Regions from separate parts of the Homo sapiens genome. Here regions 1 and 2 are each linked to region 3. The links are chromatin contacts, found by Hi-C or POLR2A ChIA-PET in ENCODE. All regions are on one chromosome and are shown on one strand. The core of a region is the stretch at or near the end of the contact, and the rest is flanking DNA. Distances in the headings are between cores, read along the strand shown. Region 1 overlaps GTF2F2 (general transcription factor IIF subunit 2). Region 2 overlaps GTF2F2 (general transcription factor IIF subunit 2). Region 3 overlaps TPT1-AS1 (TPT1 antisense RNA 1).

The links. Hi-C counts contacts between places; a loop is a spot of excess contacts on that map. ChIA-PET counts read pairs that join two places held with the same protein, here RNA polymerase II (POLR2A). Pooled maps may share reads with other maps.
Region 1: a pooled map shows a loop between it and region 3 (7-fold over the local background). The contact joins two enhancer-like sites. A Hi-C loop is called at or near these places in 5 of 50 pooled maps. POLR2A ChIA-PET finds 5 or more read pairs at or near these places in 2 of 52 experiments (OCI-LY7 and endothelial cell of umbilical vein).
Region 2: POLR2A ChIA-PET joins it to region 3 with 11 read pairs in activated naive CD4-positive, alpha-beta T cell. The contact joins two enhancer-like sites. POLR2A ChIA-PET finds 5 or more read pairs at or near these places in 3 of 52 experiments (B cell, H1 and activated naive CD4-positive, alpha-beta T cell).

The regions. Positions count from the first base shown.
Region 1 is chr13:45,205,106-45,208,534 of GRCh38, reverse strand. It overlaps GTF2F2 (general transcription factor IIF subunit 2), which reads right to left. Exons shown (of 8, transcript NM_004128.3): 5 at 1,030-1,111. It overlaps LOC124903168 (a long non-coding RNA gene), which reads left to right. Exons shown (of 3, transcript XR_007063780.1): 3 at 1-55. Among named protein-coding and RNA genes, the nearest start is that of KCTD4, 5.8 kb to the right of the region's middle. Within about 2 kb of position 2,059, at least 15 of the 41 ENCODE cell types and tissues checked have a DNase peak (open chromatin) inside an H3K27ac peak, as active enhancers do.
Region 2 is chr13:45,161,305-45,164,359 of GRCh38, reverse strand. The region is part of intron 4 of GTF2F2 (general transcription factor IIF subunit 2); the gene reads right to left. Among named protein-coding and RNA genes, the nearest start is that of KCTD4, 38 kb to the left of the region's middle. Within about 2 kb of position 1,364, at least 5 of the 41 ENCODE cell types and tissues checked have a DNase peak (open chromatin) inside an H3K27ac peak, as active enhancers do.
Region 3 is chr13:45,365,733-45,369,272 of GRCh38, reverse strand. The region is part of intron 3 of TPT1-AS1 (TPT1 antisense RNA 1); the gene reads right to left. Among named protein-coding and RNA genes, the nearest start is that of TPT1-AS1, 26 kb to the right of the region's middle. RefSeq lists an enhancer at 1,294-1,800. Within about 2 kb of position 1,737, at least 12 of the 41 ENCODE cell types and tissues checked have a DNase peak (open chromatin) inside an H3K27ac peak, as active enhancers do.

The DNA.
Region 1 (3,429 bases), core at 810-3,309, 160 kb after region 3:
AGATTTTTGCCTGCTTTGTTTACAGCTATTTCTCTCACTTCTAAGAAAGCACCTGGCAGACAGTAAGTACTGAATGAATGAACAAAAAAAGTATAATTCTAAATCACATGGGGCTAAAACACATTAAAAATAAACTATGAAACAGGTATAATATATTTCCTCAGGGCTTAAAAAATTGCTGACTCTTTGAACGTCATAAAATTTGGGGTATCAAGAATTTACAATCAGCATTTTTAAATACTAATTACAAAATGTTAACCACATAAAAATTTAGGGGGCAGGGGAAGATCCTGAAACAAACTCTCTAACACAGTATATATGTTTATAAAAATTTCTCTATAGATCAAGAGAATAGGACGATATTCTGGCAACTACACTTGCTTTATACAGTACAATTTTTTTTTTTTTTTTGAGACAAGGTCTCACTGGGTCACCTAGGCTGGAGTGCAGTGGCATGCTCTCAGCTCACTGCAGCCTTCACTTCCCAGGCCCAAGCAATCCTCACACCTCAGCCACGCCCAGCTAATTTTTCTATCTTTTTGTAGAGATAGGATATCACCATGTTGCCCAGGTTGGTCTCAAACTCCTGGGCTTGAATGGTCCACCTACCTCAGCCTCCCAAAGTGCTGGGATTACAGGCATGTGCCACCATGCCTGGCCCAGTTACAGTATTTCGGATACATATTTATTATGGAAAAATTACAGCCCTGGAAAATAAAATATTACAAAGATCTTATACATGTCTTTAAAGAATCAAAATTTATAAAGACAACTAGAAAATGTAGTTTAAAAACTTTGATTCCAGGATGTATTAACAAAGTAGCTTAAAATACCTCAAATAAACAGCCCAGATACTGAAATTTCTTTAGTGCCAAAGAAACTCTTACTTGCTTTTAAAACCAAACAGCTTTTGAAGCAAACACTCAACAATAACCACAGTTTTAATGCAGTCAATAGGCGATATAACACACGTATCTCAATCCCCAAAGGGAAATATCAGGTATCATTCTGGAGTTACAAAACACCAACCTTTTTAATCGCATGTAGTTTTCACTGGCAGCTGGTCGGCATTCAGCTCTTTGTACCACTATTCCTTCCAATGACAGCTTATCTTGAATGGAAAAAAAAAAGGATTCAGAGATAATACTTATCATTTTCAAGACTGTATTTTGACACACTAAACACAGTAATATGACAATCAAATATAATTAATATCAAAAATCAAGAAAAAATAGTTAAGTTTCAGGAATCTCACTGGTCAGAACAGAGAGAAGCCTTATTCTTGGCTTAGTAACAAACTGGGCTCCTGTCAGATTTGTTTATTAGGCTGCTGTGGCCCTTTGCCAGGAACAGCTTTTATACACTCTGCTCCTTCTAAATAAGGTAGCTTAAAAGGGCATAAAATCAAATTAAAGAGTATAAAGGCTATCGTCTTTGACAAAGAAGTAACTTCTGAAAACACAGCTAGTCTAAACCACTAAATCAAAGACCGTGTGTGTGTGTGTGTGTGTGTGTGTGTGTGTGTGTGTTTGTGTATGTGAATAAAATTCTCAAGTACCTTGTGACTAAAACAGCCAGCCCAGAAAATACTGTGACACTGGGCAGGTCTACTGTCTGGGTTATATTGTGTACCAGTTCAGCCTGCCAGCTGCTCTGACTTCTGTTTTCCTGCAGAATTCTAAATCTGGGCATGTCAAAACAGAATCTTTAACTGCTATGAATATTTGTCCAAACAGAAAGGCAATTTCCCCTATCCTTAGTAATTCTTATAGTGACTCTGACATAAAACCTAGGAGAATCAGAAAAAGGAAACAAAGGCTAGCATCTATTGTGTGCCTACTGGCCACCAAGCATTGTGGTGTGGTCACTTGACAGACCTTACCTTATTGTATAATACACATATAAATGTCTCATAATGGTACCAGCTTTATACCCTGGAAATGTATGACTGTGGTTAGAAACAGTCATATTTCCACAAGAATTCACCTGGGTTTTAAGAAAAGACTCAGGAAATTCCCTGGCTCATGAGTAGTGCATTTATGATTCATCTTTTCAGAGAGAATTACTTCATTCCACTAACATTAGCAAAATGTCTGCTATGCAAAAGGCCCCATCTAGGCATTGTGGAATCAAGATGATTAAGACACAGTACTGTTTTCAAGAAGCATACAGTTCACTGGGGGAGACAGATAAATTGATCAAAATGCAGAAAGTGTATAGAACCATGCCTACATATTTATACTAAAAAATCTTTTTTTAGTGATCTTTGGATGTCTCCAAAATCTAGGAGACTCTGTACGAACTAATTACAAGCACACCGTATATAATCAATGTATCCAGGGTCCCTTAATGCAACATATGCAACAAATCTCAAGAAGATGCAGAAAAAGCAATGATGAGAAGCATGACTACCTTATACCAAAATATGGCAGGAAGAAAATATTTTAAAAGCCGTTATTATTTTATAATAAAGTTTAAATTCTAAAAATAATTTCCTCTCATTAAAGTCTTTAATAAAATTAAAATTTGAATTTTCTTAAAGCAAAAAGCTTATATTCAAGTTTGGCTCTTGCTGAAGCTGAAAGTTCTATCAAGAAAAATTCTTTAGTCGTCACAACAATAGCAAGATTTGGGAAAATCTGATATATCAAATGTCTTAAATGCATAAGGAAAGTCCAATAAAGGAAGACAATTAATCCTTTAAAAAAATAAATCTAGGTCGGCCACGGTGGCTCACAGCTATAATCCCAGCACTTTGGGAGGCCGAGGCAGGCAGATCATGAGGTCAGGAGATCGAGACCATGCTGGCCAACATGGTGAAACCCTGTCTCTACTAAAATATAAAAAATTAGCCAGGCATGGTGGCACACACCTGTGGTCCCAGCTACTCAGGAGGCTGAGGCAAGGGAATCGCTTGAACCCAGGAGGCAAAGGTTGCAGTGAGCCAAGATAGTGCCACTGCACTCCAGCCTGGCAACAGAGCAAGACTCCGTCTCAAAAAACTAAATAAATAAAATAAATCTAGACTACTATCCCTGCAAATAATTTAGTCACATATCCACGTTTATTAATGTTGCAACTAAAAGAGCTACTGATATGGTCTGGCTCTGTGTCCCCAGCCAAATCTCATCTCAAATTATAATCCCCACGTGTCAAGGGAGGGAAGTGACTGGATCATGGGGCAGTTCCCCCTATGCTGTTCTCGTGATAATGAGTGAGTTCTCACTGGCAGCTTTTTCCTGTGCTCTCACTTCTCCCTCCTGCCACCTTGGTGCCTGCTTCCCCTTTGCTTTCCACCATGAATGTAAGTTTCCTGAGGTCTCCTCAGGTATGCGGAACCGTGAGTCAATTAAACCTGTTTCCTTTATAAACTACCCAGTCTCAGGCATTTCTTTATAGCAGTGTGAAAATGGACTAATATAGCTACCT
Region 2 (3,055 bases), core at 115-2,614, 200 kb after region 3:
TCTTTTCTTCTTTGTTCCAAGGGAATTACTATACTAGTGCCATCACCATATCAACAGACTACCTTTCTCTTTTTTTTTTTTTGAGACTGTCTCACTGTGTTGCCCAGGCTGGAGTGCAGTAGCACAATCCTGGCTCGCTGCAACCTCCACTTCCTGGGTTCAAGTGATTCTCGTGCCTCAGCCTCCCAAGTAGCTGAGATTACAGGTGTCTGCCACCACGCTGGACTAATTTTTGTATTTTTAGTAGAGACGGGGTTTCGCCAAGTTGGCCGGGCTGGTCTTGAACTCCTGGCTGGAATTACAGATGTGTGCTGAGGAGCTGGGATTATAGATGCGCACCACCACACTTGGCTAATTTTTGTATTTTCAGTAGAGACGGGGTTTCGTCAGGTCAGCCAGGCTGATCTCAAACTCCTGGCCTTAAGTGATCTGCCCACCTTGGCCTCCCAAAGTGCTGAGATTACAGGCGTGAGCCACCACATCCAGCCCTCAATAGACTACATTTCTAAGTGATAAAAATACAAAGGCAACCAAATAACCTGTCTCTGTTTTTATAATGTAATGCTATACTGCAGAGGGAAAAATCAGTTACATGGCATTTTTTACACTTTAAATTTTGATAATGGTACCCTTATGCTCAAAGAACTAGAGAAAAAATCATGCTACTATAACCTTGAATGAGGTTTTTAAAAATAGTGGCAATGTTATTTGAAAAAGCCAAAGGAAATGAAATTTTTAAAATTAAAGTATTTTAAAATTACAATTGTTTCAATTACTTAGTTTTAATACCGCGACTAAGTAATTTACTTTTTTTCTTTTTTTTTGAGACAGAGTCTCACTCTGTCGCCCAGGCTGGAGTGCAGTGGCGCTATCTCGGCTCACTGCAACCTCCGCCTCCTGGGTTCAAGCAATTCTCCTGCCTCAGCCTCCAGAACAGCTGGTGCTACAAGCGTGCGCCACCATGCCTGGCTAATTTTTTTTATTTTTAGTAGAGATGGGGAATCACCATGTTGCCCACGCTGAAGTAATTTACATTTTAATTGATTTTACTAAGTTAGGTTTGGTTTTACAAAGAAACCAAGTTCTTCCTAAGATCTTAAGTATACAATGAATCAAAACAAAGAACCGACTTTATAAACTGGAAGCTACAGAAAATCAAAAGGAAGAAGAGAAATATGTTTGTATAGCCTGTCATTTTCTCCAGGTATGACACAAAAAAATCTCTACTCAAGCTAAACACTGGACTTCCACAATTGTTAGAAATTTGGAGCACATTGCCTAACACATCTCCAAGGAACTTGGTTAGTTTCCACCAGTTAAACTATAAAGATTTTGTTTTGAGAATTGCAGACTAGTCATAATGAGTCACAATAATACACGCCAACTCCAGGACAACAGTTACCTCTAGCAAGTGAGGTAAGGGTTAGGGGGTGGGGGGTGGGGAGAAATCTAAAATGTTTTCTAGCTTTAAAGAAATATGGCAAATGTCAACACTTATGAAATACAGCTGTTAGGCATAGGTTAAACTATTCACTATACTTTTCTGTAGGTTTGAAATATTTCACAATTAAAAACTGGAGAGTAAATCATAAGTTTTAATAAGTTTGTGATTCCAAACCTTAATATTATCCTACACTGCGGTTTCTTTTAATCCTCCTCATCCCAACCTCAGATTATTAAAGCTACCACATATTTATGCATGAATACCTGAATATGAAGAGTGCAAACACTGCTTTTACAAATCTCTTTCTGGCCACTAAATAAAGGAACATTTTCTGCTATTAGGTTTAACTTTTCAGAGAGCAGACCTGGCTCAGGCAGTTGGCAGTAAAATACAAAACTAAATCTCTGCAGTCAGTCACAACCTTGGTGGCAGTTCAGGAAATAAACACTAAACTCATATATTTTTGTTCCTGTTTGTTCCTCCTCACAAGTATAAGATTGTCAGAAGCTGGTATGATTCCAAATGTTCAGTGGCAAGGCTGTTACTCAAAGGAGTAAGCAAAAAACAGAGCTTCCTTACTCCTTCCATAGGGCCTTTACTAGCGGAGTGAGAAAGAACCACTAGCTGCCAAAGTGAATGGGACTTGAAGATGGCTGCCCTGTGAAATGCAGTGATGAAAGAGACAAGCTGGAGTCACCACAGAGCATCTATCCAGGCAGACCTAGCAGGATTTCTATTACCTACTTAAAGAGACTGTTTTAACATATATTTCTAAATATCAGGAAATAGGGGCTAGTCACACAATCTCTTAGAGCTTCTGTCATATCATCTGCAAAATGAAGATTTTTTAAAAGTCCCTCCCTCGTGGAGTTGTGAGGAGAATTAAATAAGATAGTAAATACAAAGACAGGTTGTATTTACTATCTTATTTAATACAGATTTATTAAGACAGGTTATCCACCAACAGAAGTGGAATAAATACCTAAAAGTGTAAACTATACCTAAAAGAAATAGTTTAAAAGTGGTTCAAATCTGGTTAAAAAAATATGTACTGTATTCATTTTTTCTTTTTGAGACAGAGTTTCGCTCTTGTTGCCCAGGCTGGAGTGCAATGGCATGATCTCGGCTCACTGCAACCTCTGCCTCCTGGGTTCAAGTGATTCTCCTGCCTCAGCCTCCCGAATAGGCGGGATTACAGGCACTCACCACCACAGCTGGCTAATTTTTTGTATTTTTGGTAGGGACGGCGTTTCACCATGTTGGCCAGGCTGGTCTTGAACTCCTGACCTCAGGTGATCTGCCCACCTTGGCCTCCCAACCTGCTGGGATTACAGGCCTGAGCCACGGTGCCCGGCCCCTGTATTCTTAAAACCAACAATAAACACTGAAACAGGCATGCAATTCAGTGTTACGCATGAGGTTCCCCTAAGAAGCACTGGGGGGAGGAGTGTCTCTATTAGGTAGGCCATCCCAATAAAAAGTGATCAACACTTCACCAGGTATTTTAAAATGGAGCTTGCAATCTTTTCACACTACCACACACTAAATTAGCATTCTTCAAAGTATGGTCTATAAATCCCCAGGGGTCCTCAAGATCATTTGGGTGTCCAC
Region 3 (3,540 bases), core at 488-2,987:
TTAGCTCAGGAAACTGGGTGGTACCATTGGCTGAGATGGAGCAGAGTGCAAGTTTAGGAGAGTCAGTAGAATTCAGATGTGCATACGTTGAGTTAAATGAGATGCCGGTGATACGGCTAAAACCAAAACCAAGGAGGCTGTTGGATAAATCACCGGCATTTCAAACTTAAGGTGTATAAAGGTGAATTCTTCATTTACCTTATTCTGAAATTCAGAGACGTCCAGGCTAGAAATGGAAATTTTTTTTTTTAAGCATTATGAGTGCTATTTAAGTCACTTACGGATGATGCTATCTAGGGAGAACACATAAACACAGAAGAGTTCCAAGAATCAAACCCTAAGGAACTCCAACATTTGGAGGGTGGATCCAGAAAGAGAAGGCAGGAGAGAGGAGAGAAAGCCAGTGCCTGAGGGGAGCCAGGAAGGACTCACAAGACAAACACAGCCTAGAACTGTGCTTACATTGTGCTTGGAAAAAGAAATAGACACCAGATCCCTGCTTCCTGTTTCCTTATGTGAACCCAAAGTATCCGAGACAGGTCTCAACCAATTTAGAAAGTTTATTTTGCCAAGGTTGAGGACACACGCCCGTGACACAGCCTCAGGAAGTCCTGACCACATGTGTCCAAGGTGGTCAGGGCACAGCTTGGTTTTATACATTTTAGGGAGACATGAGACATCAATCAATATGTGTAAGATGTACATTGGTTTGGTCCAGGAAGGCGAGACAACTCGAGGTGAGGGACGGGGCTTCCAGGTCACAGGTGGATAAGAGACAAACAGTTGCATTCTGTTGAGTTTCTGATTAGCCCTTCCTTGTGGAATTAGGTATTTCCTTGTGGGCAAATTATGAGCAAGGTGTGTAGCTTTTTTTTTTTTTTAATCTTTGTAGCTCTCTTATTTAGGAAATAAAATGGGGGGCAGGTTTGCCTGAAAGTTCTCAGCTTGACTCCTTGGCTTAGTGATTTTGGGTTCCTTGGAAAATGATTTATTTTCCATTCACACTTGTGGCAGGAAGTGGCCCAGACTCATGGAGTTTCAGTGTCAAAGTCTAGGCTGGTATAGAGGGAGCCCATGTGCTTGTCTAAGTTTATTCATTTGTCTACACTAGCAGGTGACGGGTGGCTGGGCACAGTGGCTCATGCCTGTAATCCCAGAACTTTGGGAGGCCGAGGTGGGTGGATCACTTGAGGTCAGGAGTTCAAGACCAGCCTAGCCAAGATAGTGAAACCCTGTCTCTACTAAAAATACAAAAAATACGGCCGGGCACGGTGGCTCACACCTGTAATCCCAGTACTTTGGGAGGCTGAGGCAGGTGGATCACGAGATCAGGAGATCGAGACCATCCTGGCTAACATGGTGAAACCCCATCTCTACTAAATACACAAAAAAATTAGCTGGGCGTCATGGCAGGCACCTGTAGTCCCAGCTACTCAGGAAGCTGAGGCAGAGAATTGCTTGAATCCAGGTGGTGGAGGTTGCAGTGAGCCTAGATCATGCCACTGCACTGCAGCCTGGGTGACAGAGCAAGACTCCATCTCAAAACAAAAACAAAAACAAAAAATTAGCCAGGTATGGTGGCACATGCCTTTAGTCCCAGCTACTGGAGAGGCTGATGTGAAAGGATCACCTGAGCCTTCATCACTGCAGTGAGCTGTGATGACTGAACAGGGTGAGTCAGCTCGGGGGCAGGTGCCCACAAGCCTTTGAGAGAGGGAGTCCACTCTGAGGATGGGTGGGTGGGGCTCAGGCATTGTTAGTCATATTCTTGTTCTCATTTCCTGTTTTTTTTTTTTAATCTCTCTCTGCCACTTCCTTTGATTACACCCATTTCTCCTCTTTCTACCTTACTATCTTCCCCCGCCAGAAAGCTAATTATGATTTCAGCAATCATTTGTCCCCATAATCCCATGATAATAAAATGTCCTTGTCCTCATCAATTACTATGCTGATTTATTTATTTTTTTTTTTTTTTGAGACAGTCTCCCTCTGTTGCCCAGGCTGGAGTGCAGTGGTGTGATCTCGGCTCCCTGAAACCTCTGCCTCCCAGGTTCAAGCGATTCTCCTGCCTCAGACTCCTGAGTAGCTGGGATTACAGGCACGTGCCACCATGCCCAGCTAATTTTTGTATTTTTAGTAGAGACCAGGTTTGACCATGTTGGTCAGGCTGGTCTCGAACTCTTGACCTCGTGATCCGCACACCTTGGCCTCCCAGAGTGCTGGGATTACAGGCGTGAGCCACTGCTCCCGGCCAAATTTTTTTCCTTCACATCTCTTTTGAATGCTTGAAAATTGCTGCCAGATATTTTTGTTTGTTTGTTTATTTATTTTGAGGCAGAGTCTTGCTGTGTCGCCCAGGCTGGAGTGCAGTGGTGCAATGTTGGCTCACCGCAACCTTCGCCTCCTGGGTTCGAGCGATTCTCCTGCCTCAGCCTCCCAAGTAGCTGTGATTACAGGCGCCCACCACCACGCCAGTCTTTTTGTATTTTTAGTATAGACGGGGTTTCACCATGTTGGCCAGGCTCATCTTGAACTCCTGGCCTACCAAAGTGCTGGTATTACAGGCATGAGCCACCACGCCTGGCCTGTTTGAGACAGAGTCTCGCTCTGTCGCCCAGGCTGGAGTGCAGTGGCATGATCTTGGCTCACTGCAACCTCCACCTCCTGGGTTCAAGCGATTCTCCTGCTTCAGCCTCCCAAGTAGCTGGTACTACAGGCGCCCACCACCATGCCTGGCTAATTTTTGTATTTTTAGTAGAGACAGGGTTTCACCATCTTGGCCAGGCTGGTCTCGAACTCCTGACCTCAGGTGATCCACCTGCTTCGGCCTCCCAAAGTGCTGGGATTACAGGCGTGAGCCACCATGTTTGTTTTTTGAGATGGAGTCTCACTCTGTAGCCCAGGCTGGAGTGCAGTGGCACGATCTCGGCTCACTGCAACCTCCGCCTCCTGGGTTCAAGCGATTCTTCTACCTTAGCCTCCTGAGTAGCTGGAATTACAGGCACATGCCCCCACACCCAGCTAATTTTTGTATTTTTAGTAAAGGATGGGGTTTCACCATGTTGGCCAGGCTGGTCTCAAACTCCTGACCTCCAGTGATCCACCTGCCTCAGCCTCCCAAAGTGCTGGGATTACAGGGGTGAGCCACCGTGTCTGGCCTACTGCTGGATATGTTTTATTTTTTGTTTTTGTTTTTGTTTTTTGAGATGGAGTTTTGCTCTTGTTGCCAAGGCTGGAGTGCAATGGCGTGATCTTGGCTCACTGCAACCTCTGCCTCCCAGGTTCAAGCAATTCTCCCGCCTCAGCCTCCCGAGTAGCTGGGATTACAGGCATGTGCCACCATGCCCGGCTAATTTTGTATTTTTAGTAGAGACGGGGTTTCTCCATGTTGGTCAGGCTGGTCTCAAACTCCCGACCTCAGGTAATCCACCCTCCTCGGACTCCCATAGTGTTGGGATTACAGGCGTGAGCCACCATGCCAGGCCCGGATATGTTTAAGAGGATTTTGTCTCCATGGTGGGGAGAAGGGAAAGATGAATC